Regions from separate parts of the Mus musculus genome. Here regions 1, 2, 3, 4, 5 and 7 are each linked to region 6. The links are chromatin loops, found by intact Hi-C in ENCODE. Cell type or tissue: left cerebral cortex. All regions are shown on one strand.

The links. Hi-C counts contacts between places; a loop is a spot of excess contacts. Peaks named below come from ENCODE experiments on the same cell type or tissue, not always from the same donor. Only the 100,000 strongest peaks of a DNase experiment are listed, where the experiment ranks them.
Region 1: it touches region 6 in a loop (4-fold over the local background); 18 of 42 quality-filtered maps call a loop at or near these places.
Region 2: it touches region 6 in a loop (2.2-fold over the local background); 3 of 42 quality-filtered maps call a loop at or near these places.
Region 3: a loop joins it to region 6, with 3 times the contacts of the local background. A loop is called at or near these places in 17 of 42 quality-filtered maps.
Region 4: it touches region 6 in a loop (3.0-fold over the local background); 6 of 42 quality-filtered maps call a loop at or near these places.
Region 5: it touches region 6 in a loop (5-fold over the local background); 8 of 42 quality-filtered maps call a loop at or near these places.
Region 7: a loop joins it to region 6, with 5 times the contacts of the local background. A loop is called at or near these places in 9 of 42 quality-filtered maps.

Annotation. Positions count from the first base shown.
Region 1 is chr2:18,027,007-18,031,006 of GRCm38, forward strand. The region is part of intron 1 of Gm33085 (a long non-coding RNA gene); the gene reads right to left. It overlaps A930004D18Rik (RIKEN cDNA A930004D18 gene), which reads right to left. Exons shown (of 2, transcript NR_028376.1): 2 at 1-1,232. It overlaps Gm17762 (predicted gene, 17762), which reads left to right and starts at 243. Exons shown (of 1, transcript NR_028378.1): 1 at 243-3,571. In left cerebral cortex, CTCF peaks have their summits at 547 (motif pointing right), 751 and 1,997; DNase peaks (open chromatin) are centred at 557, 1,013, 1,837 and 3,797; H3K4me3 peaks cover 2,344 bases; H3K27ac peaks cover 1,742 bases.
Region 2 is chr2:19,342,747-19,346,746 of GRCm38, forward strand. 4930447M23Rik (RIKEN cDNA 4930447M23 gene) reads left to right here and starts at 1,571. Exons shown (of 4, transcript NR_126563.1): 1 at 1,571-2,373. In left cerebral cortex, a CTCF peak has its summit at 2,085 (motif pointing left); DNase peaks (open chromatin) are centred at 1,719 and 2,038; H3K4me3 peaks cover 734 bases; H3K27ac peaks cover 1,113 bases.
Region 3 is chr2:18,043,771-18,047,770 of GRCm38, forward strand. Skida1 (SKI/DACH domain containing 1) reads right to left here. Exons shown (of 1, transcript NM_028317.3): 1 at 317-4,000. The coding sequence ends at 1,840. Among named protein-coding and RNA genes, the nearest start is that of Skida1, 2.7 kb to the right of the region's middle. In left cerebral cortex, no CTCF peak of the experiment used is centred here; DNase peaks (open chromatin) are centred at 2,388, 2,565, 3,161 and 3,817; H3K4me3 peaks cover 2,234 bases; H3K27ac peaks cover 1,615 bases.
Region 4 is chr2:19,274,324-19,278,323 of GRCm38, forward strand. The region is part of intron 10 of Armc3 (armadillo repeat containing 3); the gene reads left to right. Among named protein-coding and RNA genes, the nearest start is that of 4930447M23Rik, 68 kb to the right of the region's middle. In left cerebral cortex, CTCF peaks have their summits at 477 (motif pointing left) and 2,147 (motif pointing left); a DNase peak (open chromatin) is centred at 2,074; H3K4me3 peaks cover 697 bases; H3K27ac peaks cover 418 bases.
Region 5 is chr2:18,996,394-19,000,393 of GRCm38, forward strand. It overlaps Pip4k2a (phosphatidylinositol-5-phosphate 4-kinase, type II, alpha), which reads right to left and starts at 1,728. Exons shown (of 10, transcript NM_008845.4): 1 at 1,459-1,728. The coding sequence starts at 1,602. 4930426L09Rik (RIKEN cDNA 4930426L09 gene) reads left to right here and starts at 1,926. Exons shown (of 1, transcript NR_024323.1): 1 at 1,926-3,411. In left cerebral cortex, a CTCF peak has its summit at 2,034; DNase peaks (open chromatin) are centred at 492, 692, 1,222, 1,236 and 1 more place; H3K4me3 peaks cover 2,645 bases; H3K27ac peaks cover 2,248 bases.
Region 6 is chr2:18,691,855-18,695,854 of GRCm38, forward strand. It overlaps a transcript of Spag6 not described here. Among named protein-coding and RNA genes, the nearest start is that of Gm46725, 3.1 kb to the left of the region's middle. In left cerebral cortex, a CTCF peak has its summit at 2,279; DNase peaks (open chromatin) are centred at 2,320 and 3,440; H3K4me3 peaks cover 1,754 bases; H3K27ac peaks cover 1,272 bases.
Region 7 is chr2:18,764,986-18,768,985 of GRCm38, forward strand. No RefSeq gene overlaps it. Among named protein-coding and RNA genes, the nearest start is that of Gm3363, 6.1 kb to the left of the region's middle. In left cerebral cortex, no CTCF peak of the experiment used is centred here; a DNase peak (open chromatin) is centred at 2,174; H3K4me3 peaks cover 1,981 bases; H3K27ac peaks cover 1,148 bases.

The DNA of each region.
Region 1 (4,000 bases), 660 kb before region 6:
AAGAAAGAAAGAAGAAAAAAGAAGTATAGGATAACACCGAGCAGAGGTCGCTGAAGATGCGAGACGTAGATCCCACACAGGCTGGACGCGTGGTCCAGTCCTATAGTACGTGCACCTGTCCACGAATTTGCTGGGAGTGAGAAGATTCCGAGATTGGCCAATCTCATCCCATGCTCACAGTCACTTACGTATAATAAAGAAAAGTAAAAGTTTGCTTTCCAGTTATAGAAAGGCCTTGAAGCAAGATTTAGGCATCCTCTTACACTGCTGGGAAATATCAGTGTGACTTGTCGATCCATAGTGGGACATCCAAAGAAGAGGTTCTGCAGATGGTGAGGCCAAGGGTCCAGAAAATAACATCAGTGAGGGACAGACTCCGGGATTCTGGTCCGTCAGGCCCGTTTCGCTTGGGGGACCCTTGCGCACGAGGGTGAGGCGAGAACTACCAACCTCCACCCACATTCACTAGCGTGATAGATTATCAGGCAGTTCCACCTTAAGAGTCCCGGAGCGCCCGGCTGCGGAGATCCCTGGCACCTGCAGGGGGCGCTGGTGCCTCGCGGTTCCTCCCGCGCCAGGGCACAGCAGGCTCTGCAGCTTCCAGGCCTTAGTCCCCGGAGGGGGTGGGGACCCTAGGGAAGGAAGGGCGCGGGTGCGGCCGCTAGGTAAGGAACCCGAGCCCTCCAGGATTGAAAAACAGCCTCAACGAGGCGCTAGCACCATGGAGCTTTCCGTCATTCGGGCCAGAGAGGAAGTGCAAGCAGGCGCCCTTCCCTGCCCCCACCGCCTGCCTTCCTGCGTCCCTCCACCTCCGCTCTCCGACCCCGGCCGTGCTTCCCAGACCCTTTGTTCTCCAGGTTGGGAGCAGCTGGATGGGTTCCCCGGGGAGGAGGTGTCCCCGCTGCACGTGGAGGGGAAAGGATTGTCCCCAGGCTTCCGACCCTCAGTTCTCGCCTTTAGAGTCCCCTGAGCCCCACCGCCCTCTACTTGGGCAGCTCCGTGCGGGCTTTCCCGCCTCTCTTTCCACGTCGCGGCCTCCCGGGTCTCCAGGAAGAGGAAGGGTAAAGACTGACGCCAGGGGCTAGAGAGACCACGTCTACTTCCAGGCGCTGAGAAACTCCTGGGACTCGTTTGGGCCTGAACCCACACGCCCGCCGCAGGTCGCAGAGGACATCCTCGGACCTTGGGCGCATGGTCCCGGCACAGCCTCTCTTCGTGAGGACCCCAGAGCCCTAGAAGGGAGAATGGGACATTGTATGTCGCGCCCAGGAGTCTGATTGCAAACGAACGCCCTCTCCACCCCACCCTAGGCGGCACCACCCGCGTCGCCCCTCTGCTGCGCGTGACCCCAAGGGCTTGGGCGATTGTGTCTCCCTGAGTACAGTTACAATTGTGTTCGGCTTAATTTCTTACTTGTTTGAAGGCGTCGCGGAGTAAAGCGAGGGGAGCAGGATGTGGGGTGGGGGAGGGGAGCTAGAGCGCGAAACTGCGGGGGAGGGGAGGGCAATTGCACAGTGAAGGGTCCCGTGTCCGAGGTGACCAGGCAGCACTGCTTATCCAGGCCCAGAATCTGGGCCCAGGAGCCGTAGCCCGGCGGAGCTCTCCCCAGCCTCCGCCCTGTGCACCAATCTCCGCAGACTGCAGTCCTCATTCCTCGCACTCCAGCACGTTTGCTCTCGGCCGGGTTGGGGGAGGGTTCCGTACCAGCAGGGTGTCACCAAGTAGGTGCAGCGGCTGGAGTAGCTGCTCGGCCTGTGGATGTAGGCTCCAGGCTTACGGGAGCCCCCCTCCCGCCTCTTGGCTTGACCCAGGTCCTCACTGGCTGGTCTAAAGGCGCGCTAGCTCTTCTCTCCGCAGCGGGTTCCGGGGGACACACCCCGTCCCCACCCCTGAGAGCTGGCGGCCAGCTCGGTATGCCAGGCGGCCAGACGGGCGCCCTGCCAAATTCCGCGTTCCTCTCCAGGAGACGGGGAATTGCGTCCCAGGCTCGGGAAAGCCGGTAGTTCGGGCTTGGGACTGGCTTGCAAAGCCTCCCCCCCGCACCCCCAAGGCGCCAGGGACGCCTCTGCAGGTTGGATTCCTGCTCCGTATCACTTCAATTTTAATTAATCTTTTAAAACACCGCTGTCACGTCGCTTGCAGAAAATTAATCAAACTTGAATCCTTGTTGCATAGCAAGAATTTCGATCCAAGTCTTTTAAAAAGGACTTGACTTTGCAAAGTCACGTCTTTTACAGTTCCTTCATTCCCCCTTTAGCAAGGGAAATACTGCAAAAGTCAGGACATGTTTGCTTCTTTCTGCCTTTAAAATGAAACTCTGCTTATTTCTGATCTTTATTTTCCTGTCTTTGAACAAAAAAAAAAAAGTTAAGCGATAAATTGCCTACCCCTGTTAATTCAAAATATAATTAGTTTGAATGATCTTTGTTTAAGAGCCCAGATAAACTAAGATAATCTTAATTTTAGTGTGACACGACCCCTATTTTTCCTTGTGAATAATGAGAATAAAGAAGTCATTAATTAATACCAAGGTATCTTCATAAAAGATGGTATCTAGTGGTGCTGGGACACTGAAACACTGGTTGTATTAGTAATTGATACTGTATAATTGAACATGAAGATAGTCATCTGTTTTTAACCTCAAAGCTCGGAGTTTATTTCGTGATTACTGAGCTTCTAATAATTAATTTTAGTCCCTTCTTGATGCAAAAATAATTCTTAAGAGTCCCAGTTTCCCATGCAACAGAGGCTGCTTGTTAAAGCCCACCCCTCAGAATGGCTGCGAAGCTATGCCATGCAGCAACTCTTCCTGTTCCATTATTAGAGGTGAATTTGCACCTCTGCCTTCATGTCTAATCACATTTCCCTTTGCTGTGACTTGCTAAAATACAAGAACATACGTATCTTTGTATTGCTGCTTTGTCTCCTTGCTGTAGTCAATTGACGCAGCTTAATACATGATTCCTAAGACTTTCGATATTTTACGTTTCTAAGATTTGAAGACGAATTCCATTAAAGAATCAAAATTTTTGTAGAGTGGTTGCCACACACCAGACTCTGATCAAACCCACAACCTGCATTAGCTTACACCTTTCTGTTATTAAAACTGCAAAACACATTCCCCCTTTCTAACATGAACTGAAAAACAGCTACTGCAGTTTTCTGGACTAAATTTAGTGTTAGTACAACTTTTGGCCTTAATATAAAATCCTCTCCACAGTAATAAGGTCTTCCAAATAACAATGGATATTTAGACTCTAACTGTAAAGTGTCTAGTTATTTCTCACCATGAATTTGCTAATGGCCCTGCCTTTTGACCAATCTAAAAGGCCATATGATGTTTTTCTCATATGTACAAAGTTAGGAAAACCTTGTGATATCTCTCTCCAAACACGTGTCACCCCAAGTAAGTATGAAGTATTTTATACCACATCAATATTCTTAGAATCTACTCTGCTCCATCCATCTGAGCATCCTGCTTAATTATCAGCACTAGTCCTGAAACTGTTGGAAAGTACTTCAGCTTCACTCTTTAATTCTCCTTTACTACAATTAAAACTTTCGGTCAGTCTATGCTGGTGTAATACTCTTTTCTTGGATCTTATATTTTCCCACTATAATTTAGGCTGAAATGGGATTAAAACAGGATCTAGAGTTCTAATCTCGGTTGGTGTTTTGGGGTATTCACAGTAATGAGTCCTATTCCCTGCGGTCATGAAGCTCCCAAATGTCAATCAAGCAAACTGATTCAGAAATGCCATTGTTCGGCTCCCACGTCACTCGCCTTCCTCTCATTTTATTGAACAATACCGGAGTTCTCTGATCAGTCATTCGGAATATGAGGCATTATCTGGGGAAAATTCACAAAGTGTCTTGATCTTTCTTTGGGAGATACTGTTAAGGGGCTTCCGCAAGGCAGAGAGCTTGTTTATATTTCTATCTTTGGACAGCACTGTGGATAGGACAAAAAAAAAAAAAAAAAAAAAAAAGAGGCAAGGAA
Region 2 (4,000 bases), 650 kb after region 6:
ACTTTATTGACTGAGCCTCCTCCCCCGGCCTGACAATCTTTTAATGTAAAGTTTCAATATTGGGACTTCCCTGTTTTAATTTTATAATATAGGAAATAAAGACAGATAAAAGCTACAGAGGCAACCCGAGGCAATTTCTCAGGTAAAAATCTTCACTTAGTAGGTAAATGGTCAGAACAGGCATTAGGACCTCCATTTGCATCTCTATAAGTCCTGTAAAAAGTTGGGTGTGCAGAGTATCTGCCTGAATGCTAGGGCAAGGAGACAAGAGTCCCTGGAACTTTCTTGGTCAGTTGGTCAAGCCAATCTATATGCACTAGGTTCAGTGAGAGACCATGTTTCAAACTACAAGGTGAAGAGTGAGGGACAAAGATACTGATGTAGGTCTCTGTACACACACACACCACCAGCCCATTCACCTGCTCACCCATCTGCTCACCCACATACATACACACACACTTATGGGACACACTTTGCTGTCACACTTTGCTGTCAAGTAGAAAACATAGCCTTCATCTCAAAGAGAAGAGATAGTTTATTTTGGAGACAAATATGAGTAACCATGGCCTGGGAACACCGATTTAGGTTACTTTAGATTCCATGTTGCAATATGACAGCAGATTCATGAAGTTTTTTTATAGTAACACAACAAAAGAAAGTCATAACTCAAGACATTTTTCATGAATTAGGTACTTACCGAAAAGTGGGACATTTCTGCTATAGGCTTCAAATGCTATAGGTTTCAAATGGTATCTGCTGAGCCTCATGGCTTCTGAATCAGTGGAAGCCAGAGACCTGATAGCACATTCTAAAATGATTTACCTAATAGTTACAGGATGTTTTCAGAACAGGCAAAAAAATTGACTATTTAGGGCACCAAAGTAGTCCAAGATAATTTGCCTCAGGGCTTAAAACACTCCAATCACAGTAGTCTGTTGTAACTAATTAATCATTTCTGTAAAAAAGGTCAATGGAGATTGTAGGTTTTTTTCTGAGAAACTTGGTTAAAACACACACACACTATACAGGGGTCCTAATGTCAAGATATTTAAGAACTCCATTCATGGATGACAAAGAGGTATTTGGAAATAGATTCTTAAATTTGGGCTCACTGGACAGACATGAATTTTAGTCAAGCTACAGGCTCTGCAGTTGCAAGATCTGGGCTCAGAAGTCAGCCTTTGCTGCTTGCGAAGTGTCTTTGGGTGAGTCACTTCACCTCTGTGACAGAGATAATTCCAGTTCCTTCCCCATGCCACTTGAATGTTAGAGGTTACATCTCTACCCCAAATACAGGAAGAGCTTGCAAAATATTACCCATTCTTGTTGGACTGACATATTTTTAAATGGAAAACAAAAACCAACCACTTACTTCCTTTTCCATTATCTCAAAGTTTTACATAATCAGTAATAAAATGTGATCGTGAAGCAGCTGGGAGTCATTACTACCAGGCCCACCTTCTCTTGCCTCATGGCCTGCTGACGTCAAAATGAGGCCTTGTTTGCCAGGAGGATGGATGTTCATGGTCAAGGCAAGTTGTGACTTTAAAGTGACAACAAAGAAAGGGTAAGTTTGCAGGCTGGCAAACAGGCTGGGAAAGCCCTTGAGAGACTCAGACAGCTCACGCCATACTTCAGACTTCATAGACCTGGGAGACATCCAGCTTTCTCCCCCAGAGAAGCCGCAGCCTGGTCCCTTCCCCTGCCACACCATCTGGTCCACAGAAACACCAGACTTCCGTGTCTCTCGGCCCTATAAAAAGCGACATTCCTTTTCCTGTCTCCTCTCCACCCGTCCCTCCCACCCACCCGGCTCTCCTCTCTCCTTGCCTTTGGTCTTCCTGTCTTATCCCTTCTCTCCTGCCAATCACTCCCTTTCTTCTCAACACTCCTCCTACATCTCCCCTCTGTGCACTTGCAGTGCTATTCTTTATCTAACCATGAAAACATCCTCGAAGGGCTTCTAGAACATTCGTATGTCTGGAGGAGTTAGAGTCCTCCAGCGCTGGGGTTGGCAATTCTGCCTCCTTAGCGTCCAGGATAGACGAAGCATTTATTCCGAGGCTTTGTGCGCCCTCTTGTGGTTTCTCCGTCATGCCAACTCCCGCAGACAATGGCTGCTTTGTCCAGAAGAGATGATGATTTAGATGACAACCTGGCTTAAACCTCAGAAACCTTCAATCTCTCCTTCTTCAAACAGTTTTTATTAGAAGGATGGCTGTGAAAAATGAAGCCCTTATGCACAAAGCCACCGCGTTTCACTGCGATGTTCACCTGGCCTATGAAGATCTCCGGACACAAAACCAGGCAACAAAATCAGGATGCAACAAGATGGAGGGGCAAAGCACAGAAGCGGAGTGGGCCCTGCCGTAGGTGAGGGTTGCCATCCTCTTACACCTGCCGCTTCATGCTTGAGCTCAGGTTAGAACACTTGTGAGATGATTTCTCTATTCTAAATCTGACAGTAATCCCTCGCGGGGGGGGGGGGCGGGGGGGGGAAGATGCACCTGGCCAGACTGCTAGGCTGGCTCAGAAGGTCCCAGAATGACTATAGGCAGTTTTTGGCTCCTATGATTGCTGGACATCTCTCCCCATCCCTTTCTCCTCCCCTTCTCCCTCCCCTCTCTCTCCCTTTCCTTTCCTCCCTCTCCTCCTCTTCCTCTTCGTCCTGCTCCCCACTCATCTCTCCCTCTTTTTCTGATCTTCTTCAACAGGATCCCACTATACAGCCCAGGCTGGCCTCAAACTCACAATCCTGCCACCCCCTTCGATTAGTGAGAATGCAAGCCTGTGCCACAGTGGCCTGTCTGTTCCAGCTGAGACCTGTTCTGTACAGTCAGCTCAGAGTGCAAACACACGCTTTAACTCATGACTTCCAAAGTCAGGTTGCCATGACCTAGAACTCTGGAAAACAGCATCATGACATCACAAAAACGAGTGCTGGCTGGGGGAAAGCAGTATGTCCTGGTATCAAGAGCTTACGCAGTCCTGCAAGGGCAGGTTATACAGATGGGAGCATTGCATGAGCTAGTGGAACACCTCCATCCATAACTGCCTGCTTGTGAGAGACCGGGGGGAGGGGGGGGGGAGATCCCACCTGGGTTTCAGGCTCAACATCAGGGTAAGGCAGGAATAGTAGTTTCACAAGTACAGGATTGAGGGTCAGAATGCCAGGTCATAAAGATATGACTACTTTGTTCTGGCAGGTTCATGTAGGCAGTAGGTATGCCTTGGTCTTCTTTGATCCATACTGATTCTTAAATTGCTCAAATCTGAGGACCTTAGGTTTCCCAGTGACAGCAGAAGGACTAAAGGGAACTTTGGCATGTCCCCAGAAAGGGCACTTTTCCATGTCTGTCCAGAAAGAAATGGAGCCAATGTGGAGAAGTCAGTGGAGACTGCTCCAGGCATGGGGTAGGGCCAGATCAAGTGATCAGGGGCTGCAGCATCCGGGGATCAAAAGTTTTCTTGGAAATTGTGTGACTTACTAACAGAAGAGAGTACGAGGCCAGAGAGAAGCCTAGCAGGCTGGGTAAAGAAAAGGTTGTCATTGAGGCAAGAGCCCTGAAAGACCAATCAAGGGTGTGACACCAACATTTAGTTTGTAATTGCACATCTGGCTTCAAGACTCCTGTCACAGTTTTATAGGGATCACTGGGAAACACGGACATGAGCATGCACTGAAAACAGAGCTGGGGGAGGGTGGGGCACAGGGTGTCCAGGGTCTGGCAGAGCACATGGAAGCAAACGGTAGGCTGGATGTCTGAGCACTGAGATGCTAATATCTGGAGCATCAAACCTGGGGTTAAGAAGCAAGGTGACCTACAATGTCTGCTTGTTTGTCTCTGATGTGCCTTACCATTATGGTGGCAATGAGTCTTGGAGAGAGCCCTGACTGGGCATCTCTCTGGGAAATTGGCCACCAACTGCCCAGTTTATTAATTATATAATTGTAATTCATCAAACAATTGCTGAGATCATTTACTAAGGCCAATGGGGT
Region 3 (4,000 bases), 650 kb before region 6:
CACAGATAATACACAGCAATTAGGTCTGAGACCATCCAGAACTATCTGAAACATTTATAGTCAAGGGGAAAATTTCAAAGGGGGGTAGGAATTAAAAGGTTAAGGAAAATAAATAGCTGAATTTCCATGAGAAATAATGCTTTAAATTCACACAGTAAACATCTTAGTGGTGTTTTGTTTTGCTTTGTGATTTATGGTCTGTAGATGCAACTTCTTAGACTAAAGATAACCAGGATCTAAGATACATAATTTGGTGACCCAAAAATTACTAGATACAACTTTCGTTAAAATAACAACTGATTTATGCTTCACTTTCTTAGATATGAAACTTTTTAATAGTTGGCCTATAACAAGTTTGAAAAGTTTTTCTGTTATTTGAGAGGAAGTTTGCCAGTGTTGTGCCCAGAACCTGATTGGTCTCATCACAAAGTATTACCACAAAACACTGCACCCAATAAATGCATTTCTTTCAGGCAAAAACATTACAAGTGAAAATGTCAACAAAGCCATTCATTCTTGTTAACCCTTCTTCAATCTGGAATAAGTAGAAATGTATGGAACCAGGAATTTTAAACAGTGTTTTTAATTGAAAATAAAGCTAAAGCATGCTTTTCAACAGTGCAAATTTCCATAATTTTGATTTACTGCTCTCATCTTTACAACACAGTCCACCAGCATGGCCTCACCAAGGGCTAGACCACTTGCCTGTGGAACTACTTTGATTTTAAGTGCAAATATAGATAGTCACCTCTGATTGTCACTTGCAGTAGAAACTCTCCTGTTCTATACACAGGATGGCCTGAAACAGAAGTTTAGAGAGATGCAGAAAAAAAAAAGCATAAGGTAATAAAATCCAAGTGCCTGAGTTCTAATACCAAAAAGCCCTGAAATCAGTTATTTTTCACTTGGGGTGTTATGACTCTTTTTCTTGGTTGTATTTACTGCTTGGACACTAGGATGAGTTAGACCATTAAACATCCTGCTATTAAGAGAAATGTTTTAATTGTTTTGAAAGCTTGAAGAGTTATCTTCAGATCAGAAGACAAGCAGGAGCACAGCAAGAGTCATCCTATTTTAAATGTTTGGGTGAGAGCGCAGAAGGGGCTTTTCCAGTTGCAAGGAGTGACTGTAAAGGTTAAAAAAAAAAAAGTATTTTTTTACTTCTCACACAATGGGCAGCTTTTAAATCAGCATCCAATCAGGACTCAGACCCCCAATCTTTCCATTAAAAAACAAAACAAAACAAAACAAAAAAACAGTTAAGTGCAACTACTATTGGAAAGGGAATCTGGGTTTAGAAAAAAAATAAAAAAGACACCCCACAAATAAGAGCTCCAGAAAATTACATTTGGGCTCACAGAAACTTCTTGCTACCTCATTGTGTAACCATGTAACCTAACAAACTTTCACTGAATACCAGTTACACTTTCAGGTCTGAAATCTAGTGCATAAACTTAATGGCTCATTGTGATATTTATTATTCAACCTTTTGACATTTATTTGTAGCAGTTGAATTGAGGTACCGGTGCATTATTACCATTGAAACAGTAAAGTGTTCCAGCTCTACCATAATAACTGAGTGTTACTTGAGTCTTTAGCCTGAAGTAGTCTGTGGTATGTAAACCAACCCTTCTCCCACCCCTCCCCCACCATAAAAAAAAAAAAAAAACAACCCGCAATGGGAAAAAAAAGTAATCCGATTTTTGTCTTCAAAATGCGATAAACCAGGACTCCAAAAGGGGTGTAACACCATTAATGGACTTGGTACAAGCCATCCTGTGCAGTTTACAACAAAAGGAAGGTAATATGGTTCGAGAAAATATCTTCCAAAACATTTTTTTATGAATTAAATTTCCTGAATTTGTGACTAGGTGGAAGAGGTATTGCAGAACCGCCCAGCTGCCATTTCCATATAGGATGGGCCTTGTGAGGAGGTTGGGAATCCTTAGTGGTGTTTAAGGAATACGCTGGCCACAAATCCCCATCCTTCCCAATAATGAGTGAAGGTGGACAAGGAAAATTTGCCATGAAATTAAATGGCCTTTTCACTGCTGATGCTACATTGCTGGCTACCTTTTTGCGTCTGTTTAAAACTGTAAAGTCATCCAGTGTTCCTTCATGTGTCTCAGTTTTACCTGTAGGACGAGGGCTTCTAGCTGATTTCAAATTTGGTTTGACTGGAGGTGTCTGAAGGACTGGTCGTTTGCCCAGTACTAGTGTCCGGTAATTTTTTCTCACCCTGGCACCAAATTTATATTCCCCATCCTCAGGTTTTGGAGATCCTAAAGTGCATGAGAGGCCCTGACTCTGAGCCAGTGGATTTAAGGAAGGCGTTTCTTTCTCAGGGCATGCAAAACCTTCCTTGGCTGTGGGTACCAAGGCGTCCTCCTCCTTCTTCTCAGTCATATTGTAAAACTCACCCTCGGCATCATTGCACTCCCACTTTAGCTTATTTGTAATAAGCTCAGGTTCATATTCTTCATTAGCACTACTGTCTTCTACTTTGATTTTAATATTGTGCAGAAATGGCAATGTCTTGTCACCTGTACCAGTGCAGAGACTCTCAGCTTTAGTTGCTGCTGCTGCTGCTGCTGCTGCTGTTGCTGTATCCACTCTGGGATCACTTTGAAGAGAGGGTAAATCCGTAGCAAATTCAGGACAATGAGGGATTTTGGAATCTTTTCCTGAATTTGCTGTTGTTCCACACGAATCATTATTTAAGAACCTAGCAGCTATTGTGCTGTTTTCTGCACAGTGTGTAGTAGGAGTTGCTTGTAGGCATTTCCTAGCCTCTCGGAGTATTCTTTGTTGTGGAAATACATTGTTTGTCTTTGGGCTAGGTGAAGAGGCCCCCTCTGCATGGCAGTTAATTGTCAGGTCAGTTCTCTTTACAGTACTGGATATTTCAGAGTGTGGGAATGTAATCTCAGATACCCTATCGTTTCTTATCTCTGGGAAACAACTCCCCAAGCTGGCCGGGCAGTACACCGGAGTCCCTTTGGGAGCCCAGCTCTGCAGACTCCACTCCTCTGGTGACTCGGCTTTGACACTACTCTTGAGGTCGGGAAGTCGGCCGGCATCCTCGAAAGCAGCGGGTTTGGTTGCAGCGGCGGCGGAGGCCAGATGGTACAAGAAGTTGGCCTGCGCCTGCACGCTGGGAGGCTTGCAGAAGCTGGTGCGCCTGAAACGGATGCTCTGCACTGACACTTGGCTGGACCCGGAGCTGGAGTCTGACTCGGTGGAAGAATCCTCCTCCTCCGAGCTGATTTCACTGGAATCCGAGGCCCCGCTGCCCCCCTCTTCCTCCTCCTCCTCTTCCTCCTCCTCCTCTCCTTCCTCCTCCTCTTCCTCTGAGGACACCGAGTTGCTGGAGCTGGACAAACTGGAGCCAAAATCCGAGTCATTGGCTGCATGGTCGGAGTAGGAGCTGGACTCGGAGTCGCTGCTACAACTCTCGGGAAAGCTTCCTAGATGGGGTTGCGGCCGGTGGTGATGAGAGGGGTGGTGACTCGGCGTTGGCTGCTGGGCTCGGTGGTGATGGTGATGATGATGGTGGTGATGGTGATGGTGGTGGTGGGGAGGCGGGCAGAAGCTGTTGACCAGATGAAACCTCTCCAAGCAAGTGGCCCCGGCCGCCGCCGCCGCAGCAGCAGCCGCCGCTGCTGCCGCCGCCGCCGCCTTGGCTTTGTAGGATCTGGGCAGCAGCAGCAGGCGCCGGGCTCCGGCGTGAGGCGGGAGCAGGCAGTTCTTGGCGCCCCCGCGCTTGCGCTTGCAGCGGTAAGTCAGGCTCACTGGGCCTCCCGCGCCGGTCGCCGCCTTGGGCTGAGGCCCGGCAGTCTGGTAGTAGGCGGCGGCGGCGGCGGCAGCAGCAGCGGCGGCGGCGGCGGCGGCGGCTGCAGCCGGGTGCTTGCTGCACAGCAGGCTCCGAAAATAAGCGGGGTCCGAGTGGAAGGCGACGTAGTTTCCCTGGAGCTGGGCAGTTTCATAGTTTAAAGAGGAT
Region 4 (4,000 bases), 580 kb after region 6:
AACAGGAATCAAAGTACTTATCTGAATGAGAGACAAGAACTGCTAGGGTCTCTTGTTAGAAATGAAAGGAAAAAGAAATTATTTTAAGTGGGTAAATAAAGTAGGAGGCAGTGAAGACAAGCCTGTCTGAAAGATGAAAATGAGATGAAGCAGTAAAATAGGCAGTCATGAATAGGTAGCCCCCTCGGCTAATTTCGGGCAGCGCTCCTTCCTTACTATGCTGGTAATATACTGGACAGTTCTCTGTGTATAATGCTTTTTGGAAAGGAGAAGCCATTTAATTTGTGAATGTAGGAAATATCTCCAGTTGAATTTCATGTTTTATTTACTGTGTACTTTTCTGCCCAATTAATCATTCCAAATTCTTAAATAATTTATACAAGTATGGAGCAAATGATTTGCGGTTGACATCCTTCTGAGTAGTCGATCCTACATGCAATGAGAGTATTTTAAACAGTTTATAACATCACTGCCATCTGTTGGATCTGACCAGAATTAGATTCAAAGTTGCCCCCAAAATGGAAAGAATTCAGTAATCCTTTGCACTAATAACTAAATTTACTCACTGAAAAACCAGACAAGATTTGAAGATGAATATAGATGCAGACCAGGCTTTTTTAAAAGGATCTCTTTTAAAGATACAATTTTAGTAAATACCAATGAATAAATATTGAAAACAACAACTATAATCATTTTATACTTACAAAAAAGTGGAAACTTGTAACTAAGGTTAAACTCTTCACAAACAACTGTGTTCAACTATATGGACCCTGATTCTTCATAGCCATCTTACCTTAGCTCCATGAAGATAGCTTTAAAGACCCTAGAGTTTTAAAGACCCCCTTCTCCCCATTTTCCTGTGGAATTTGCAGTTCTTTTGTATAGCTTCTCAACTCCCACAAAAGTAGCAACCCAAGAAAGTTCTGAATTGTAGCATATATAACTGGCCACTTAAAAATACATCGATTAATTGTTGGGCTACCTTAAGCCTTCGAAATAGCAGAGACAAGTCTCCAGGGACTTCTCTACTTTTGTGTGACCTGCGGCCAGGAGCACAAACACTGATGATGATTAAGGGGCTCTGTGCAGAGACAGAGAGCCTTACACGGATGTGCCTGAGTGCTTTGTTAACTTTTGACTCTCTTTGACTCTATATCTCTGTCAATATGAATGACTGACTGATCATTTAGTAGTATTGGTATTAAAATTTCTCTAGAAACAAAGAAAATTTCTCCCCTTTAAATAAAGCTGAAGGAAGACAGATACTATCACTTTAACGTCTACAAAATTTATTTGTTGATTATCATGTCTAAGAAAACCATATATAATATGTGGGGGAAAATTTAAATACATCCTCAGGATAGATTTTTATATACTATTGAAAGAGTATATAGCATGCCTTGAGAAAAACCAGGACTCAGGTCCTGTCACATAGCCAGGAATGGTCTGAGCTGAAGTGGGTATTATCTATGCCAGTGCAGAAAGTGTGTGTGTGTGTGTGTGTGTGTGTGTGTGTGTGTGTGTGTGTGTGTGTTCATGCTTTAAAAAAATCACCACCCGAATAAATAAAGCTGGGCGTGGGGCTGGTAACATAATATGCTGTGTTTATTTATTTTACCACTTCGTTGTATACCTTTTAACTTGTAGATGTGGGGCTGATGATCTGTAGAGTCGCCATATTTTCTTGTAGAATGCTGGCTGTAACAGAGTGAGTGATGACCACTTATTTTGAAGACAGGAACACAACAACACACATCTGTTAAAAGTGGCCAAACGCCAATTCTTCCCTTCTCCCCGTCATATCTTGCAGGAAGGGACGCCACACACCCTCCGAGATGGCTGCGGTTGTTTACTACAGTCCTTTAAGGAAAAATTACCACTCTGTCTAGACCCAGGGCTCCCTAGCACTCAGATTCACTTAGGATAAGTAATCTCGGGTCTCAAAACCCTTAAAGAAACATTGCACTGAGAAACGACCCACGAAAGACGCAAACTCAGCACATAGGCTTGATGTATGGGTCGGACCTAAAGCCTAAGCCACGCAGTTATTGTCTTTGTCGCGTCGGGTTTTTCTTAAGAAAATGGTTTTCTGAGCGATTTCCCTTCACCCACAGCGGCAAGAACCGCGTCTTCATACTGCCCCCTAGTGGCGCCTCAGGAGAGAGTTGGGGGAGGGGCAAAAATGGACCGAGCGCTCTGTGTTTTAATGAAACACACACTAATTTAATTTGAAACACTCTGGTGAGCCTAAAATAATATTTTTGGAACATTATTAAAAGATTGTGATCTGGAAAGCATTTTACTGTGATAGTATTCTACTGCTAAATACACGGTTAGCAGATGTTTGTGTCTGTCTTTGTCCCTTTTTGAGGTGCAGTCGTTTCAAAATGTTTTGACACCTCTTATTTTTTTTTCCTCCACCAGTGACTGAATATTTGCTTCGCTGTGTTATCACAGGGACAAACGCAGCACGTTTGAGCAATAGATGCATCCCATGGCAATAGAAAAGATTATTTAATTTTTGTTTAAATTCATTGTAAAATTTTAGAAGCTTGGAAGTCTCCCAATAAAAGTGAGAGGCAACATAACATTGCTGCCTTAGGAAGGCTGCTTTTGTTTAAAGGATCGTCATTTTAAAAAAACAAAAACAAAAAACTAAGGATAATAATTTCAAAGCGCTTGGGACTTTAAAAGTCCTTTGAGAGCCTTGGAGATTGGACAGTGGGTAATGGCCCTTGTCACTAAGCCTGAGTTCGAGTCTCAAGTCCTACCCACACAGTGGAAAGATCTGACTGTCAGAGGTTGCCCTCTGAGCTGCACACAGAAGCCGTGGTGCGCACACACATTTGCAATGGACAAAGTGATAAAAGTGCTTTGTATTACAATGACAAAAGAAAAGAGTCCTCATTGTATCCTTATGAGGATACCTCATTCCTTCCATCCAAATTTACTGAGTGGCCGTTTGTTATATCCACCCATAGTGCCTCTCTTCCTGTTTGCGTAGAAGAATCGTGTCCTGTCTTTGCTTTTATTGGGCTGGGGGTGGGGTGGGGTGAGGTGGGGTGGAGTGGGAGTCATACTGAAGTTAAAAAGCACTCAGAATGAAAACCTGAGTTTTCAATAAAACCACCTGATTCCCCATCCCTACTCTGTGTCAGCTGATGCTTGCCAGACCTCGACAAACACTTTGAATTTGATTAACTACCAGTTTTCTGAGGCTCGGTGAATCTCATAAAATGTTCAATTAGAAAATTATCTGTGCTGCCTTTATTACCTACAGAGCGGGGCTGATATTTGCATAACATTTTAAAGTTGCTAGTACTGTCTGCTTCCCGGCATTACTGATTTTCACAGGAAATTATCAAACCGATTGGATATCCTCACATTATTTCTCTTTTAATTTGAAGCCTGTTTAAACCTATACATTACTTTGTATCCACCCTTGACTTTTCATATTATTATTAATCATCCCCTACATCTTTTTCCTTCACTTGGGAATAGGCCCTTATTGCTCATTATTTGTAGCTACACGGAAAGGCTCAGATCCGATCTCTGAAGAAGCTGCCTCCACTCTGACCCTGCAAGTTTATATCAGCTGTTTGGCTGGAAGGTGGTCTGAAAAGGATGATTTCCCACACACATACGAATGGCGGAATACGGTCATATTTCCCCGTGGTAGATTCTGCCGTTGCTGGTAGCTGGCAGTTATGGGTAAACACTTAGCTAAGTACCCCAGTAGAGTGTAGCTTCAGATCCTACAGCAGTCTTCCGTGTGGAGAAATGTCCTTGTCATTGTTGTGTGCATTTGTTCCTTTACACGTGAGCAAGTAGATGCATGTTACTTCCCCAGGTTACCAGAGGTAGGCAGGACACTGAGGCACCTTGGGACAACAGCCCGTCCTATGTCCCTGTATCTCTGTGCAGCCCGTATCAGAGATACTAAGAGTATCTCTGAGAGTTAGTTACTTCTCTCCACCCTGGCCACTCACCCTCCCACTTA
Region 5 (4,000 bases), 300 kb after region 6:
AAGATGTCAGTAAAATGAACCCCAGTAGACCCAGCAGTAAAGTAATAGATTTCTCAACTCTTTAAAACGTTCCAGATAAACACAATCATCTTCATATTGCTTCACCTTTCTCCAGCTCTGCTTGGGAGGAAAACTATAAATAAAAGATACTGAGCCATTTTAAACAACTCTGTTAATTTAAGAGTGCAAAAACCACGCTGGCTTTCTGTCACTTACATTATGCTGAAAGGGACACCTGGGCATCCACTGAAAACAAAAGCAGAGCAGCAGGCTCAAGCTCTCTCTCTGAAGCTGGCTGACTGCAGTAGGTAAGGTCATGGTCAAAATTCACAAGCTCATTGAAACTTTCAAGGCTCAGCCAACAGCGCCTATCACGTTTCCTGAGCCCATCTAAGAAGATTAAAGCTGCAGGAGTTTTCTCGCTGTCAGATCAGCAGGACGCTGTTTCAGCCCCCCACACCGCAGTCCGCAGAGTCTGCAGCCGCGCACCTCCTTACATCCCTAGCTGTGCGCTAGACTAACCCTCCCCAACGCGCACCCCGACAGTCTTTTAAACAACCTCCAAAATGGATGTAATTAACTCTAGACCACCTCGAACTCGCGACCGCCGGGACCCCCTCCGACTATCACCACCAAGGCCATCCTTCTGCAGAAGTCTGTGACTTCTGCCTGGCTCCCCAAGGAGGGGAGGAAGCAAGGGGGAGGGAGGAAGACTCCCCGCCAGGAGGTCTGGAAAGGGCACAGCAGCTGGGCGATGCGGGAAGGGATGAAGAGAAGACGCTCAGCACCAGGGCCATATTTACGTTGCTTTTTTTTTTCCTTTGCCCGTCTTCCCCACCCCCACCCCCCACCCCCCCAAAAAAATTCTCCTAGAGTCTGACAATACTGCCTTTAAAGGAAAAAAGAAAGCTAAGCTCTCAAGCTGCCGCCCAAAATCTTCTGATTCACTCCAGTCCTATCTCCGAGAAGCTCCGGACTCTTCCTGACAGGGACAGGTTCACCTGCCCACCCGCTCAGGGCAGGAGGGCCCATCGGTCCCAGACAAGTGGAGCGATCGCTCGGACTGGGCCCTGAGCGGTTCCCCGCCAGGACTGATAGCTGAGACAGAGTCGGTCCCCGCACAAACTTCCCACTTCGCGGACAGCGAGCACCGACCGGCGGGAGGACGAATGCGGGACAGGACAGCCGCGGAGAGGCTCAGAAGCACAGAACAGAGAATGCTTCTCATCCTGCACCCTCCCTGGGTTCCAAAGGGAGCGCAAGCGCCGCCGGAGAAACCCAGGAGATGGACGCTTGTCGTGGGGTTAGGGGTACCCCAAGAGGCGAGTGGCCAGAGGGCCCGGGACCGACCGAGCTAGCCGGCTAGAGGTCCCCGCCCTGCCACCGCTGCAGCAGGAGGAGCAGAGCCGGGAGGCTGAGCCCGAGGAGCAAGAGGAGCGCGCCGCAGAGGAGCCTTACCGAATGGTTGACCCCCCACATGAGCACGCTGAGCAGCGGGTCGCTGGCCCGGAACAGCTTCACTTTCTGAGCCACGAAGTGCTTCTTCTTCGTCTTGGTCTTGCTCGCCAGGACGGAGGACCCCAGGTTGCCAGGGGTCGCCATGGTCGCAGTCTCGGTCCCCTCCACCGCCGCGCCGCCGAGGCCGGGGACCCGCCCTCCCTACACGCCAGCCCGGGGAGGCAGCTGCATCCCCCGGGGCGGCCGCCGCTGCGCGCCTGCTCCAGCCCCGCTCCGCCCGCGCTCAGTCCTGGGCGCTCGCTCCGCCCGCTCCGCGCGCTCGGCCGCTTAGGCTGCAGCTGCGCTCGCCTCGCGCCCCCGCCGGCTCCCGCCCGTCGCGGCTCGGCGCACAGCCCTCGGCTGGTCCAGGCGGCGGGCGGCTTCCGCGTTGGGCGCTAGCGTCATGACGCAGAGGCGGGCGGGGCAGCGGCGCCGACGGGCGGGGCGGGTGCGGATGCGGATGCCGGACCGTTAAGCTGTTCTGTGCGCTCCGCCACCGGTGCTAAGACGAGCACTCTCCTGGCGGCCGCGATCCGTCTGGGGAGGCTGCTGCGGAGTGTGGAGACTCGCGTGAGCATGCCTTTCTCGCTCCTGGGGAGGAGCAAGGAAAGGATACGGAGCCAAGGGAGCTCCGAGGAGGGAGCCCCCAGATGCATGGGGCAGCCAGGAATGTCCGGGAACCTCCGCTTCCCGTGCCAAGGGCTGGCGAGTTCGTGGGACCCAGAGCGCTTCTTCGGGGCCCCGGGCTTCCCCAGCATCTAGGGAAAGGACCTTGGCTCCTCTTTGTCAACTGTCTGCCAGGGAGTCCCCGCCTTGAACTTCCTAACCTTTTGTATCCTGGTTGGGCCTTCCCATGCTATCGGATACTAGAATGTCATTCCCAACCTACTCTGGGATTCTTCACTGAAACCCCTGCTTTAGTCAAGACAGCCATGCCCCAGTCTGGACCGTTTGCTTGGAACCCATCATTTTGCAGGCCACCCCTTCCTTCTCTTATTCTGGACATGCACCTTCTGATTTGAAAATGTTTAGCCTTTCACCACTACCACCCCACACTGAAATTAGTCGTCCTTACGCTGGCATTTGTTGTTGCAAGTCTACAGTCCTTAGATCTTTCAAGAAGACAAAGAGTAACGCCTGGAACAAAAAGGGAGCAGATCCTGTGCGGACCTTCCTTTTCTTCATTTGACCTTTCAGCACGGTTGCCCCCAAAATCCCCTTGGTCATTCTAACTTGTTAATACTATCCCCCCCCCCCCCCGCCCCGCCGCCGCAATGATTCCTTGCTTCTTCTGGTACCAAGCATCACCATTGTTAATGGCTAAAGGGGGTGAAGATAATAACAAAACCAGCCTAAATTAATGCTGAGAAGTCATAAACTTGACCCACAGTTCCACTAGTTGACCAAATCATTTAACCAGAGACTGATGTTATTTGTGTGACTAGGTATAGCCTGACACAAAGGTCACTTTAGGGACTATGCTATAGATTGTTTGTTACACTCAAAACCAGCAGTAGATAAAAGTACACAATGTTGCAGACCTGTAATCCTGGCCCTCAGGAGGCAAGGCTAGAGGATCAGAAATTCAATATAATCCTCAGGTAGGTAGGTATGTTCAAGCCAAGCCAGGTATCCATGAAACCCTGTCTGGGGGCGGTGGAGGGGCTGTGGGGCTGTACAGTCTTTATCTTACTGATAACTCATAAACTGTCGCCTGACCTCAGAAAAGAGTCTATCTAAACCAATTTTCATAGCTTGCCCACAGGCATCCTTTCACAAGAATCTACAACCAAATTCAGCACCCTACACAGCCTACAAGTTGTTTCATTTCTCTTCCTGTGTTGGAAATAAGCATTCATATTGTTGTTAACCAGTTGGGAGTTCATTTATTTAATAAATTCTCATTGACCCAGACTCAAGAGCTTCACATCATCATTGATTATTGCTCTTCATCACCCCTCCACAGAAACCTGTACCAGCCCTTGTCCTTGAAAACAATTACCCTTTCCTCCTGGTTGAAATGAATCCTTCCACTTCAATGCCTCTGTATCTCTTTATTTGTTCACAATAGCTGTAATGTACTTAATTGTATATTAATAATGCAAGACAATGGGCTTGCTGAAAAACTGAATTCAATGACAGCAAAGAGCTGGGTGAGCCTACAAGAACAGGAAATGGACACCTCTGGGCATTGTTAGGCAACCCTTCAAAGAGAAACCTGGGCACAGATGCACCAGAGGTCACCATCTCTCCTGGGAGGGGCAGAAACAAGGATGGGAAAACAAAGGTATAATCAGAAACATTGATAACATCCTGCTGAATCCTGACTCATTGACTTCGCAAGCTGCTTCCACAGTCAAGGGAGTCACATCTATTTGCCTTCGAACTCTTTTGCTGTTGGTTCTGAGGCTGAGGTCCTTCTCTAAGCAAGGAATTATTCAAAGGACAACTACTAACAGGAAAATGTATGATGTTGAAAGGCTCCTGGCGCTGAGTTGTTTTT
Region 6 (4,000 bases):
TGCAATAAAAGTTAAGGTATAATAAATTACAATGTCTTATTCATATATGATGGTAAACTCAATATATTCCAAAATGACTCACAGGCAGAGAAAGTGTTCACATTCAAGCCTTCCAAATGCCAAGTTCTTTAAGATAGTGTACTTCAAAAAAAAAAAAAAAAAAAAAAAGAAAGTCAGCCCTCCTTGGTTCCTACAGGCAACCTAAAGCTGTGTTTTGCCCAACCACTCCAGTCACACCTTAAACATAGGGAGGCAAGGCTGTAGTGAAAAGTTCTGCCCCCTTTCAAGAAAGGAAAGTGCCAACTTGAGGTTGTTTTCCTTTTCCTCACAACTGGGTCTTGGGAGAATTGAAGGATGAGATCAAAGTGCATTCATATTCATGTGAATCATCACTTTGGATCTGAATAATGCTGGGTTTTACTGTTGTGTTTACACTGAACCCTAGCACTATTGCTTTTGAGGCTGCACTCTTACTGCTGTGCAACTTCTCTGAGACTCAAACACCAAACAGTTAGGACTGATAAGCCATGCCACTTCCATACAGCATGCACAAAGGACTCTCAAAAAAGTGGAGCAAGTGCAATTCTATAGACTCTCGCCATTCACATTTTGACTCCTTTCCAGCCTTCCCAATTAAAAACAAAAATAACAAACAAACAAACAAAACCCTCCTATGCTCAGCAGGTTCACTTCCCAGAGGTTCAGGGTTTCATCTTAATGGGAAGATACAATGACACAACCTTTAACTGTTCAGAAATCAGACACATTAGTGTTATCAGTAATTAGTTCATGGGAGTGATTTTAGCTCTGAACATGATTCATTACAATTTGTTCCCCAGTGTAACTGAAGAACTGAAAAGTCAGTGCAAACTTTAGAAAATGTGCTTACCAGCTGTTTCTATATGTGTCATGACAGTTTTCTTAAAGGATCTTCACTGGGGGTTTCCTCAAACTCATCATTTTTTCCAGAGGAGAAAGAGGCTATCAGAGTCGGTGGGATCTGCTTAGTTTACCAAATGATCATTTCTGATCAAAGAATTCATTTATTAGCATGCCTCCACTTCAGAGAACACATTTTAGCCCATCACAATAGAGTAGCCTTTTCCTGGATATTTGGAGGGATCTTTAATCTAGGCTTAGGAAAATGTATTTTATGCAATTTAATATAGCACATATAGGCTTTCTAAACTTAATGGTGTACACTAGAGCAATCCAAGCTCACTCTGTTATCTTGGTTTGCAATGGTTCTGGGAATACCCTTTCCCAGAAAGAGAACTAATGCTGGCCACTTGGCACTCTTCCTAAGTTTCTGCCCCCATATTTGCATTTTACACATCACTTAAAAAAACAAAACAAAACAAACAAACAAAAAAACCCAATGGTTTTTACAAGTTGCTCTCCACTCTGGACATCAAATGTCCTTGGTATGACCAAGATTTCATCGGCTGCTTCTATTTGGGATGTGTCTATAAAAATACTGAGATTATTTGGAAACTTTCAAGAACTGTAGCTTTGCTTTATAAATAAAACGATAAGCAATTCCACATTGTTTCACCAGGAAAGCAAGGTTTGAAGAATAGAAAGCATTCCCTTGCAATTGTCTTCTTTATGACTACATTTTTTTCCTCATCACTGGGAAAGGTAATCATACTTTCTTCATATGAATGATCTTTTGAGTTGCTTATTTGAGAATAACACAAATGACGTTTATTATTCACTGTAAAGTTAAAAATGGGTTAATAGTGGAATAGAAAGTAATTCAGTTTAGAATATTTGCACTACTTCTGAAACAATAATTAATGACAGTGTATGTTCTTTGTAGGGATGAGATGTGCTATAGGGTCCTCGGATTCACTCTACATTTCAGCGGATTTCACTGACCATTTCTGTTAGAGGAACTAGACCTGCAGAACTGATAAACAAGAGATGCTATTTTTACTTCAAAGGTTTCAGAAACCTCGCAAACCCTTTCTGTACGTTTGCAGTGACTTTCAGGAGTCAGCTCACACAAACAATCAGTTTCTGAAATAATCAGTGTTCATTTTGGCTTGAGACTAGTCTGAGAAAGAACCGCAAAAGTAAAAAAAAAAAAAAAAAAAATTGGAACCTCGCACATGCGCATTGAGGTGCAGCTGCACCGTCACCCTTCTCCTCCTCTCCCCTCCTAAATAAGCTACTGTGTCTGGTCCCTTCCTCTGGGACCCGGTGTACGCCCCGGGTGAACTGAGCTGGCTGCGGGGGACCTCGCAGGGTTCTCACACAGTCCTGGCAAAGGGACCTGGAGCACTTCCCAACCCTGCCCGCCGCTTGGGAGCGTCCCCGGAGGAGACCCGCCCGGCAGGCCCAGCCTAGCGGCCGCGGGGCGTTTCTTGGTTGCTCCCAGGCTGCGGCCTGGCCTCTCGGTTCTGGGCCGAGTCGGCGGAGGCCTCGCCCGCGTCCTGGCCGCGCTCTTCCCAGGCGCACCGCCGGAAAGGTTGGGGGGAGGCGGCGACTCCTGCCGAGACTCCTAGCGACTTGCAAAGGAGGCCTGGCCACCTAACCCAAAGGGAAGGAGAGGCCTCTCTTCGGTCAGCCCCGCAGGCTCCAAGGCCCGAGAGCGGCCGGAGGCCAGAGCGGGGACCGGAGGCCGTGGAGGCAGGCGGGGTACGCGACCAGACGCTTCCGCACTCCGCCCGCGCGCTCCCTCCCTTCCCGGTGCCCCAGGCGCTCCCCGCCCTGCCCCCGCGCGTCCCCGTGACCTCGTGGGCTGTTCTTCCCACTCTGCCCCCATGTCCCCACCCCGCTGCCCTCTCCTGAGCCTGAGGTTCCGAGGATGCTCCTGGGAGCTAGAGAAACTTTGGGCGAGTGAAAACGCAGAGGAGGCCGGGGCCTTGCCCTCAGCCCAGCCGGGCTTGTTGATGCTGGTCACGAACCACGGGCGCGCCCCTCTCTTCGGAGACTCTAGCACACCGGTGGCACTTGATCCACCCGCACCTCGCCCCCAGCACCCACCCCCACCCCCACCCCATCAACCTTGGGTCTAGACCGCATAGCCTCCTCTGGGGGACCTGCACCTGAGCGGTGCGTGGCGTCCGTCCATAGACGCCAGGGTAGTCTGCAGCGAAGCACCTTCCAGGATTGTCTCTTGTGTTTGGTACAACAATAATAAGAGAATTTTAAGCACCGGAGTGCAAATTCCCACGATTTCTAAGAAAAGTCCAACAATAAAATTTGGGAGGCATGGCGGGGGGCGGGGGGGGGTCTTGAGATGGTGGCAGATAATTTTAAATGTAGAGCGTTCACAGTGTTTTCTTTCTAGCCATGCTGGCTTTGGAGCAAGTTTTAATAAAGAAAGCTCTCGTAAGTAGGATGCTTACATGCATATACTGCGCAGCAATAATTTGCTTTGCTCTGCATGTTACAGCATATTACGCTGGTTGACTCCTACATTTAAAACGTAGATTTATTTAGTAATCACCACAATGCTCCTTGGTTTTTCGGGGGTGGGGTGGGAGCAGTGAAGTCATCACTCTGATCATAGCTTTCCTTGGGAGGGAACCAAATGCCTTGGAGCTTAGCATTCACCCAGGCACTTGGGGGTGGGGCGGGTGGGGGAATAGGGAAAGCCATGTGTTGGTGGATCTAGCTCTGCCGGGCTAGTCACTGTCACCTTGACATTGTACTGGCCTGAAAAACACTACTAGACCCTTAAGACATACGAGGTTGACCGTAAAATACTTGAGAAGTAAAGTCAAATACGAATAAAATACAAGTACAGCATACACTGAGAAATGTCAGCCTTCCACTCTCTAGCGAAGTTCCACATCTTTGCTCTGGGAGCAAATTTGCTGGCACAACTGAATGGTGTGCTCACACCTGACTGCAAAAACCTGATACTTACACTTCAACAAGGACTGTCATAATTCAGATAGCCCTAGGTTTGCTTTCTTCATTAAGATCACATCTGAACCCACCTATTTGGCCGCTGTGGAGCACATAGTACTTCTGCCAATTGGAGTGA
Region 7 (4,000 bases), 73 kb after region 6:
TCTGACCCTACTGAGTCCCATCTCGAATTACTGTTGATCAAATTACAGATGATTGGCAAGCCAGGTGGGAGGCAGAATGTGTCTGATGAATCTTCAATAAACATGTTGCCACAAACCTGTGCAATTATTATTAAAATCATGAACCTAATGCTCTTATATTTAAAATAGTGTCAAGAAAAATTGTTTTGCAAAGCACTGTGAGCTAGAGGTTGCGGTAAAAGGCTCATAATTTATCTTCTCCTAGTGATTTTAGAACAAGCAAAACAGCTTTGTGAAGATGCACTAAAACATATAATTAGAGATCCAGATTAACAGTTTTATAAGCATAATTGAAAGTATTTTTGTTTTACACAAACATGCATCTCAACTTTTCATACTTCCAAATGTTGAAAGCATGTAAGAGCCTATGATCTAGGAATTAGCTTGTATGAGGAAACACCAATTGAAACCAAATAAATAGAAGCCCAAACTTTTATCTCTCTCCCAAGCCCAAATATTTGGCAATGATTCTCAACCGATTGCCTTCTAAACTAGCACTTTAATGAGACAGTAATCCAGAGCCAAAACAGAGAGAGAAAAAAAAAAGTTTGTCATGGTTGTGAAATCTTTAGGAAAGTATACGTAACACCCAAACACTGCCAAAGAAAAGCTAACCTTGAGGGCAATTTTAAGTGTTAAGATTTGATGAGAAGATGGAATCCCAGGGCATCAAGAGCAAGGAGAAACAGAAAGGAAAACAGATACAAAGTAGCACGTTAGTGAACACTTGTGAGAAAGTACTGCTGACTGTTCCTAAACAGAAAGGAAAACAAATACAAAGTAGCACGTTAGTGAACACTTATGAGAAAGTACAGCTGACTGTTCCTAAACAGAAAGGAAAACAGATACAAAGTAGCACGTTAGTGAACACGTATGAGAAAGTGTAGCTGACTGTTCGTTCTGCAGCTTTCAGGCAAAGCTCAAGCCTTGGGAGTGTCCGTGGTAGAGACTGATATGCCGGGTAGTGTTTGTTTTCTGCCTCTGTGAAGGTTTGTCTCATACTGTTCTAACTCACCTTGCGCTGGGACCTTGGGCAGATAGAGGCAGAACATTCCACCATCAGGGCCCCTATAAGGAAGCAGGGTTGAATCTTTACCCTCATTTGTTGGGGGTTATCTGTCAGGGAGGGAACAGGAGTGGAACCCTCCGCAGAAAGGCCAGCCCTGGACACCACGAAGCAGAGGTGGTGGTGAGGTTGGTGGGGCTAAGTAAATCTGGAGAAGTACATCAATTGCTCTGGGTGTTCTTTAGGCAACAACATTGCCATATTGTTCTTTAGGATATTTTCTTTCTATTGTTGGAGTGAATCTACTCTTAGAGGACTTAGTTCTGAGAAGGATGCTTTTAAGGCTCATGTAAATTTCCTAAGCAGTAAATATTTTTTTCCTATCAGCTTGTCTCTCAGTCACCTACCCCCTAGCAGCAGCTTCTCCCCCAAAACAGACACCCTACTTCGGCCAACTTTTGAGGACATTATTTTACTTACAGTTTGAGCAGAATAAACTTTATATACCTTTAGATTACACTTCTGTGAATTGTGGCAACTGTGATGTAATCACCACTGCTTTTGAGCTATAAAGTTATTGTCCAGCCTGCAGTGTACTACTTTCGTTTTCTGGCCAGGCAAAGGCTTTGTTTACAGCTTTTAAACATGGACTCTAGTTGGTCGTGATCTTTTCTGCGATTTTCCTCATGTTATGTTTTCAGATCCTTGTGAGTTGTTACCTGTATTAACACTGAGTTAATGCTAGGTTCCTTCTTGAGGGTGTGATGTGCTTTTAGACAGTGTTACCTGCATTATCCTCATTACTCCTCACCATCCTGACCAGAACAGCACTCCACTGACCAGAACAGACACTGGTAAAACCTGCTCCCTGGAAGTGGGCGCAATCACCCTCGGATGCAATCCAGGCCCAGAACGTCCCCGAAGCTGGAGCTGGGCGGCCGCTGGGCCACTGGAGTGCGCAGATGACGGATCCTCAGGCTCACAGAAGGTAGAATCCTGGCCAGAAAATAACCCGAACTCGGTCTAAGGCAGCGGTTCCGGGAGCAGCATGCTTATAAGAGCAAGGACAAACCGCACTACACCCGGCGTTTCCCTCCGCGCGCGGACGGCTCTACTTCCCGGCTGGGCGCTTGGCTCGGGGATCGTGGGGCTCGTAAGCTCTCCGTGGGCGCCTTTCCCGATGTCGTCGCTGGGCTTCCCGGGAGCAGGGGTGGCCGCGCTGCCGCCGCGCGCTGCACAGAGCTGACCTTGTTCTGCGCGGTGTCTGCTTGAATGGCGTCGGGAGTTGGGGTCGGGACGCGTGGGCCCAAGGCGCCCCGGCCTGCCATCCCCTCGGGCCCCGCAGCGGACTTTCGTTTTGTGCTGAGCGCCAGGGCATTGTTCCCCTACTCATGGACTCACCGGGTGGCTTTGTCTGTCGGCCTTCCTGGGGCGGAAGGAGGGCAAAGGCTGGGGCGTGGATTTGGATTGTGCACCACCTTCTCCTTTAGCTTTGAGCCACTGGCCGTTGTCCCCTTTAGGGTTTTGATCTTTGGGTTTTATTGTTTTCTTGTGCTCAAAATTGCGTACAGAAGCTAGTTTTCTGGCTCTTTGCACCATCATCTTGTGTTAGGAGAAAGGAAAGAAAGGAAGGAAGGAGGGAAGGAAGGAAGGGAAGGAAAGGAGGGAGGGAGGGAAGGAAGAAAGAAAGAAAAGAAAAGAAAAGAAAAGAAAAGAAAAGAAAAGGAGGAAAAGAAAGGAAAGGAAAGGAAAGGAAAAAGAAGAGAGGAGAGGAGGGGAGAGGAGGAGAGGGGAGGGGAGGGGAGAGGAGGGGAGGGGAGGGGAGGGGAGGGGAGAGGAGGAGAGGGGATGGGGAGAAGGAGAGGAGAGGAGGAGAGGGGAGGGGGAGAGGAGAGGAGAGGAGGAGAAGAGGAGAGGAGAGGAGAGGAGAGGAGAGGAGAGGAGAGGAGAGGAGAGGAGAGGAGAGGAGAGGAGAGGAGAGGAGAGGAGAAGAGAAGAGAAGAGAAGAGAAGAGAAGAGAAGAGAAGAGAAGAGAAGAGAAGAGAAGAGAAGAGAAGAGAAGAGAAGAGAAGAGAAGAGAAAAAAGAATATGAGGCCTCCTCGGGATGGTGTGCAACCCTTGGCAGAAGCAATGTGACCTCGGGGCCTAGGGGAGGGAATTGACCTGTGTTAGAATTAGGGTTAGGGGTCCTATGATTTAAGACTATCCAAAGCAAACGTGGGAAGAAACTGAAGTCTAAGAAGTCATCATCTATTTGTTCATACAACCTGTCAGGAATGAGAAAACAAATAAGTAATAGCAAATAAATAATACCAGCAAGGCGGAATGTGAGCTCAAGGCTGGCTTTAGAACTACTTTTCGCCAATTACCTCCCACAGTCATGACATTTTAAACCTTTTGCATACAGTTTATGTATTTGCTTATTGGTTTCTCTCCTTCCTGTAAACCTACTAAAAAAAAAAAAAACAAAACAACAACAACAACAACAAAAAAACACAGGAGTTCACTTTTTTTCCCTGGAGCCTAGTATGTTATTTGGCAATATATACAGCATTGCAGATATTTACTGAATCAGCAAGTTAAAAAAAAAAAAGCATTACTTAAAGGTCCTGTGAGTTGAGGATAAACATACCACAGGACACAAGGAAAATGGTTCTTAACTCGCTTTTACTTTTTGACTCAAGAACTCATAAGGAAGAAAAAGATCTCTTTCCTCTCTTCTTCTTCTCAGTCTAGGGACTCTGATGTGAACTCACCTAACGTGCACAAGGAAAATGGAAGCCCACACTGTTCTTCACTGATGTGCAGTTACAGAGTTCCCTCCAGTCTGTGGCACTGCCAGGAGTGTTCATGGCCAGCCACTGTGAGTCTTTGAAGAGTACCTAGACAACATTATACACTCTTAAAGACACACCTGGAGGGTTGGAAACTGGGCGAACCTCCCTAGTTTAGAG